Regions from separate parts of the Homo sapiens genome. Here region 2 is linked to region 1. The links are chromatin contacts, found by Hi-C or POLR2A ChIA-PET in ENCODE. All regions are on one chromosome and are shown on one strand. Each heading gives the region's core, a stretch centred on a gene start or an enhancer-like site at or near the end of the contact. The rest is flanking DNA. Distances are from core to core; before and after follow the strand shown. Region 1 has its middle 79 kb from the start of FAM174B. Region 2 overlaps CHD2 (chromodomain helicase DNA binding protein 2).

What was found. A loop is a pair of places that touch in the nucleus more often than their neighbours do. ChIA-PET counts read pairs that join two places held with the same protein, here RNA polymerase II (POLR2A). Pooled maps may share reads with other maps.
Region 2: a map of IMR-90 shows a loop between it and region 1 (4-fold over the local background). The contact joins two enhancer-like sites. A Hi-C loop is called at or near these places in 2 of 168 maps with a recorded cell type or tissue (Caco-2 and IMR-90) and 4 of 50 pooled maps. POLR2A ChIA-PET finds 5 or more read pairs at or near these places in 6 of 52 experiments (Caco-2, H1, K562 and 2 more).

The regions. Positions count from the first base shown.
Region 1 is chr15:92,733,127-92,736,928 of GRCh38, reverse strand. It overlaps the pseudogene H2AZ2P1. Among named protein-coding and RNA genes, the nearest start is that of FAM174B, 79 kb to the right of the region's middle. Within about 2 kb of position 2,544, at least 11 of the 41 ENCODE cell types and tissues checked have a DNase peak (open chromatin) inside an H3K27ac peak, as active enhancers do.
Region 2 is chr15:92,915,447-92,919,390 of GRCh38, reverse strand. All of the region lies in intron 2 of CHD2 (chromodomain helicase DNA binding protein 2), which reads right to left. Among named protein-coding and RNA genes, the nearest start is that of MIR3175, 13 kb to the right of the region's middle. RefSeq lists an enhancer at 1,256-2,092. Within about 2 kb of position 1,315, at least 36 of the 41 ENCODE cell types and tissues checked have a DNase peak (open chromatin) inside an H3K27ac peak, as active enhancers do.

The DNA of each region.
Region 1 (3,802 bases), core at 1,295-3,794:
TTACACTTGTTTGACTTAATGGGAAGGGGATGAAAATATAATGGGAAGGGGGTGAAAATACCTGGTATCTCCATGATTGGCCTCTTTAATTTTGCTGTCCAGCTCTTGCTGATCTTTGAGGCCATCTATAGGAATACTAAAGATGGTGGCATTTTCCATGTTATCTTTTGATGCCTTTTCATCTACTTTTTTATGTCGTCTAGAAACTTGCTGAAATCTGACATCTCTTTTTTTTTTTTTTTTTTTTTTGATGGAGTCTCGCTCTGTCTCCCAGGCTAGAGTGCAGTGGCATGATCTTGGCTCACTGCAAACTCCACCTCCTGGGTTCAAGAGATTCTCCTGCCTCAGCCTCCCGAGTGACTGGGATTACAGGTGTGTGCCACCAAACCTGGCTAATTTTTGTATTTTTAGTAGAGATGGGGTTTCACCAAGTTGGCCGGTTTGGTCTTGAACTCCTGACCTCAAGGGACCCACCTGCCTCAGCCTCTCAAAGTGCTGGGATTACAGGCGTGAGCCACCAAGCCTAGCCATCTGACATCTCTTGATGGTCTCTAATTTATTTTCATTTTTGTTTTGTGCTTATATTTTTTATATTTCTCTTATTATTTTAATTGGGTTTCTTTAAGGAGAGAGAAATTAACTGTCTTTGAGAACCAAGTTCCACTGAAGAAATTTATTTTCTTAAGATAATGAGTGATACTTCAGAGTATACTCTCTTTTTTCTCCAAGTAGAGGGTTACTGGGTTCTGGTTCTGGTAAGAAATCTTGTCACTTTTATCCTGGAGAAGTAAAGTGGTTTGTCAGGAATCCAAACATAACAGCCATGGTAATTTGAGAGAATTTACAATAACAGCTGTAGGAGAGTGAATCCTTAGAGCTAAATTTGACTTTTCCTGCATTTTATAGTAAAGGAAATTGCATTTTAGAGATAAGAAGGGTTCATGGTCACAAAACCAGTTGGTAACAGTCCTTGGAGGAACATTCCTGTTTCCCAACCTGTGCTCCTTGCACTGTACCATACTGTCATCACTGAGCACTCTTTCTCACATGCACTGGTGTGCTATGTGGCATCTATTACAGTGGTGAAGGGCACTGCAGGTATTAGGAGCATGGGCTCTGTGGTAAAGCAGATCTGGCCTGACATGTAGCTATGTGACATTGGTCAAGTTGAAGATTTTTTCATTTCAGTGTCTTCATGTAAAAACAGGGATTGCTGTATTTTGAATGTTTCCCCTCCAAAATTCAGGTGTTGAAACTTAATGGCCAATAAAGTGATAGTATCAAGAGGTGGGGCTTTTAAGTGGTGAATAGGCCATGAGGGCTCCTCCTTTATAAATGGGATTAATGTGCTTATATAAAAGAGTTCACACAGTATTCAATTCAGTCACCCTTTAGCCTTCCACCCTATGAAGACACAGCGTTCCTCTCTGGATGTTGCAGCAACGAGGCACCATATTGGAAGGGGAAACCACGCCCTTCACTAGACACTAAATCTCTAGCACCTTCATCCTGGATTTTCAGCTTCCAGAACTGTGAGAAATAAATTTGTGTTCTTTACAAATTACCCTATGGTATTTTGTTATAGTGGCACAAATGGACTAAGACAGGGACAGTAAGAGTACGCATCATATAGGCTTGTGATATAAATGCTTTTCACAGAACTTGGTACAAGGCAATTGTCTTACAGGTATTGGCAGTTATGAATTGCTATCCAAGACTAGAAACTTACTGGGCCTGGATGACTCAGATAACTTAAGGGTCATCTAGTTCAGTCTTCCAGCCAGTGCTTCAATTCGTCTACAATGTCTCCATCAAGAGATTGGCTGTTTTCTTCTTCCTTTTTTTTGAGATGGAGTCTCGCTCTGTTGCCCAGGCTGGAGTGCAGTGGTGCTATCTTGGCTCACTGCAAGCTCCGCCTTCTGTGTTCACGCCATTCTCCTGCCTCAGCCTCCCGAGTAGCTGGGACTACAGGCGCCCACCACCATGCCCGGCTAATTTTTTTGTATTTTTAGTAAAGATGGGGTTTCACCGTGCTAGCCAGGTTGGTCTCGATCTCCTGACCTCGTGATCCACCTGCTTCAGCCTCCCAAAGTGCTGGGATTACAGGCGTGAGCCACTGTGCCCGGCCGACTGTTTTCTTTTGAACACCTACAATGACAGGAGCACTCAGGACCATCTGAGGCAGCCTATTCAATTTAAATGGTTTTCAAGCTTATTTTCTTTCATGATAAACTTTTAAATATGACTATTAAATCAGGATAATACAGAAAAGTAGAAGGCAGAAAACTCAATGCTTGTCATCCATTTGTCAGGGACAACACTTCGGTGCCTCTTGTCCAGTATTTACAAGACAATCATTTTTTTCGCAGTCATGTGGTGTAATGTTCAAGAGTTTATAGGAACATATTTTTTTGCTCAGTATATAAAACTTGGGAAATACAGGGAATGTAAATTCTCTAGCTTCCTTCAACCCAGAGAGAGCTCTGCTTACGTTCGTGAGGCGGCCGGGGCAGCCAAGGGCGGTGGTTAAAAGGGTGTATTTAAAGTCAGACAACCCTGAGGGACCATGGGAAAACTTCTCAAATCTCTCCTTAAGTCTCAGCTTTCTCATTTTTTAATGGCTTCTGTCTTTTCTTTTAAAGTGAGGTGAAGGAGAGCGGCGGCGGCGGCGCGGGTCGGCAGCGGGAGGGCGCGCGGCGGGGCGGAGGCGGAGGCGGAGTCGGCGCCGAGAACATGGCCGGAGGCAAAGCTGGAAAGGACAGTGGGAAGGCCAAGGCTAAGGCAGTATCTCGCTCACAGAGAGCTGGGCTACAGTTTCCTGTGGGCCGCATCCACAGACACTTGAAGACTCGCACCACAAGCCATGGAAGGGTGGGTGCCACTGCTGCCGTGCACAGGGCTGCGATTCCGGGGTACCTCACTGCAGAGGTGCTGGAGCTGGCAGGTAATGCTTCTAAGGGTCTCAAAGCAAAGCGTATCACTCCGCGTCACTGGCAGCTTGCAGTCCGTGGTGATGAAGAGTTGGATTCTCTTATCAAGGCTACCACAGCTGGGGGTGGCGTGATCCCCTCACATCCACAAATCTCTGACTGGAAAGAAGGGACAGCGGAAAACTGCTTAGAGGGATGCTTTAACCAACCCTCTTCCTCCCCGTCATTGTACTGGAACTGGGACAGAAGAAATAATGGGGATATGTGGAATTTTTAACAACAGTTAAATGGAAAAGCATAGACAATTACTGTAGACATGATAAAAGAAACATTTGTACGTTCTTAGACTCGAAGTTTGATAAAAGTACCTTTTCATGTGGTGAAAAAAAAATAAAGTGAGGTGAAATTCAGATAACATATAATTAGCTCCTTTAAAGAGTAGAATTCAGTGGCAGCTAGAGTATTTGTAATATTGTGCAAACAGCACCCTCTAACAATTTTTCAACACCCCAAAAGAAACACCTCATAAGCATTAAGTAATCACTCCCACTTCCCCTTTCTCCCATCCTCTAGTAATTACTAATCTGCTTTCTGTGCCTATGGATTTGCTCACTCTGGAAGTATCATAAAAGGAATCATATAATATGTGAGCTTTTATGCCTGGCTTCTTTTACTCAGCATAATGTTTTCAAGGTTCATTTGTGCTGTAGTATATATCAGTTATTAGATCCTTTTTTTTTTTTTTTGAGACAGAGTTTCACTCTTGTCCCCCAGCTTGGAGTGCAATGGCACGATCTCAGCTCACTGCAACCTCCGCCTCTGGGGTGCAAGCGATTCTTGTGCCTCGGCCTCCTGAGTAGCTGGGATTACAG
Region 2 (3,944 bases), core at 66-2,565, 180 kb before region 1:
TAAATTGTTTTTGGAACCAGAATCAGATGTAAGACTGAATACAAGTACTAATGAGGGGAACTGCTTAAAGAAGAAAAAAAAAAGCCTTAACAAAGTCATTACTTAATTTTCATACTTCTCGTAAGAGGAATAATCACTAAATAAACTGGAAATGGAAAATGAGATCGTGCCACTGCACTCCAGCCTGGATGACACAGCCAGACTCCGTCTCAAAAAAAAAAAAAGTGTAATTATGGGCCGAGCATGGTGGCTCAAGCCTGTAATCCCAGCACTCTGGGAGGCCCAGGCGGGTGGAACACCTGAGGTCAGGAGTTCAAGACCAGCCTGGCCAACACGGTGAAACCCAGCCTGTACTAAAAAAACAATTAGCCAGGTATGGTGGCATGCACCTGTAATCCCAGCTACTTTGGAGGCTGAGGCAGGAGAATCGCTTGAACTCAGGAGGTGGACGTTTCAGTGAGCCGAGATCACACCACTGCACTCCAGCCCAAGCATCAACAGCAAAACTCTGTCTCAAAAAATATATATATATATGTATGTATATATATGTGTGTATGTATATATATGTATATGTGTATATATGTGTGTATATATAGCGTACATGTGTATATATACGTATATATATATTCATATTATTCCCTTAAAAAAACGACATTTCCTAAAAGACTATGTAGAATTGCCATTAATACCTAATAATTATAATAGTAAATACTATTAGTACTAAGCTGTAGCTTTAGTGCTGGTTTAGTAGAGGAGGCAGAAAGCCCACAAGACTAATAGAAAGGGTCAAACTGAGTTAGTGAGTGGAGTCCTTTAAGCCTTCACCTAAATAACAAAGTAATAAAATTAGCTGACTACCAGTGGCTTACTAGTTACAGGGCAATTAAACATTGGATTTTCAGGAATGACTATCCAACATATATACAGAATCTTCACGAAAAACAACTATCTGAAAATTATTCAACATCTAAATTGCAAACAACTTTTATAATTTTTTACTTAACAAATAATTAAAAGGAAAATACAACACACAGATAAAAAAACAAGTCAAAACTGGGAATTCAGATTCCAATCAAAAATAAATGCTGATGAGAAAAAGGTTTACCACTTCCTTTTGCTTGTGGATAAAAAGAATTTGGTATCTCTTCAAAATACTTTCTGAAGTAGGTAAAAACGGAGTGATTAACCTTCTTGGAACTGGACTTTGAAACGAAGTGCCATTAACACTTACTGTTCCATTTTTAATCGCGGTTTCCCAAATGGCCACAAGAGGGCAGCACAGCAACATTCCACTTAAAAGGAGCCAGCCTGTGGGAGCCCCGCCCAAAAGCCGCCATTTCACTTTAGTGTTTATTTTGCTAACTTACAAAATGGCCGAACTGGTTGGCAGAGCTTAGTGTTTTTGTGGGTGAAAGCAAAATCTGGCAAAACAATCACAAAGCAATCTACACTGGAATTCCATAAAACTTATTTCCAGGCTAACTTCCTGCCAGTGATACAATAGCTAATATTTACGGAGCACTTTTGTGTCAGGCATATGTCAAAATTCTCCTAATCCTTACCTATAAAGAAGACAAAGCCCAAGAGTGTGTGTGTGTATGTGCGTGTGTAAGATATCACCCCACAGTCTGAATTATGCAATCCACACTATCAACTATCAGCGTTAGGTATCACTGCCCTTATTTACATACATTCTTCAGTTGAACTGATTATTAAACCGATGTCATTGCATAACTATTCCTTCTCAGTCACTTCTATGTGTCTTAAGATGGAAAAGCAAAGAAGACTGACTGGTCACACCTTTTTTTTCTTTTTGCTTGTTTGTTTTTTGAGACCAAGTCGCGCTCTGTAGCCCAGGCTGGAGTGCAGTGGCGTGATCTCGGCTCACCGTAACCTCCGCCTCCAGGGTTCATGCGATTCTCCTGCCTCAGTCTCCAGAGTAGCTGGAATTACAGGCATGCCCCACTGCACCTGGCTAATTGTTTTGTATTTTTAGTAGAGACAGGGTTTCACCATGTCGGCCAGGCTGGTCTTGAACTCCGGACCTCAGGTAATCTGCCCGCCTTGGCCTCCCAAAGTGCTAGGATTACAGGCATGAGCCACTGCGCCTGGCCACACATTTCTTATTGGTAAAGAATACTGGATGTAGTTCTTTAAACTCTCCACCTTTGGTTCAAGTCCTGTGCTTCTTCAGAATAAGTTATTACTATAAACAAGGTTAAAAGACAAGTAACTTGTTTCCCAGACGGACTGGGAAACAAAATTTCAATGTACACATAACAAAGTATATAGATACACAACATATGAAGAATTACCTATCAAAAATCCAACCAAAAACTGCACAAAGAAAATGGATACGCAATTACGGAGAAGAAACTGAAATGGCCAATAAACTCATTTTTAAAAATAACTAAACCTCTGTTAACTTGGGAAACATTATAACTGGTTATTTTGCACTCATCTGCTTTGCAGAAATTAAAGTCTCTTAGTATTAAATAATTGTAAGAATAGCCAGTAACCCTTAAAATGTATACGAATCAGCCAGGAGCAGTAGCTCATGCCTGTAATCCCAGCAATTTGGGAGGCCGAGGTGGTCAGATTAGGAGGTCAGGAGACTGAGACAATCCTGGACCACATGGTGAAACCCCGTCTCTACTAAAAATACAAAAATTAGCTGGGCGTGGTGGCACGCGCCTGTAGTCCCAGTTACTCGGGAGGCCAAGGTAGGAGAATCGCTTGAACGTGGGAGTTGGAGGTTGCAGTGAACTGAGGTTGCACCATTGCACTCCAGCCTGAGCAACAGGGTGAGACTCCAACTCAAAAAAATAAAAAAGTGTATGAATCCTGTAATTCAATTTGTGGGCATGTAACGTAGACAAATTATCAAACTTGTATAGGACGAGGCAAATAAATATTCAGAGCTCTGTTCATAACAAAACCTAAATAATCCATATACCCATTTATGAAAATGTAAAAGTAAAATGTGAAATATTCACACTATGCAACTAAATGCAGCAGCTAGATTAGGGCTGAATTATGTCTGTAAATACTGTGAGCCCAAAAGTATCTGAAACAGAGCTCAATCAATTTAGAAAGTTTATTTTGCCAAGGTTAAGGACGTGCCCGTGACACATCCTCAGGAGGTCCTGATGGTATGTGCCCAGGGTGATGGGGCACAGCTTGGTTTTCACACATTTTAGGGAGACATGAGACATCAATATGTGTAAGATGCACACTGGTTTGGCCTGGAAAGGCCGGACAACTGGAAGCAGGGGAGGGGGCTTCCAGGTCATAGGTAGATAATAGACAAACAGTTGCATTCTTTTAAGTCTCTTGATTAGCCTTTCACTGAATACACAAGTTCCATGTGAGAAGAGAGTAGAGGCATAGTCATTTATGCCTCAGTCTGGCTTAGCAAAACAACAGGGCAGAGGAAGCAATCAGATACGCATTTGTCTTAGGTGAACAGAGGGGATGGCTTTGAGTTCTTTGTCCACAAGGAATTTCCCTGTGGGCAAATTGTTAGGGAGGTATGTAGCATTTTTATTTTTCTAGCTATCTTATTTAGGAAAAAAATGGGAGGCAGGTTTGCCTGACACAGTTCCCAGCTTGACTTTTCCCTTTGGCTTAGTAATTTGGAGATACCGAGATTTATTTTCCTTTCACAATATCAAAAAGAAAATTTCAAAACTATTAAATTTTTAAAACACAAAACATATTTACATAACCATGTACATTTTATAAGTGCCAACTCTTTATATGCCAAAATCATAAAAGTGACCCTAGCTATGTCTAACTTTTTTATTTTAAAACTTTATTAGGCCGGGCGTGGTGGCTCACGCCTGTAATCCCAGCACTTTGGGAGGCCGAGGCAGGCAGATCACAAGGTCAGATGGAGACCATCCTGGCTAACACGGTGAAACACTGTCTCTACTAAAAATACA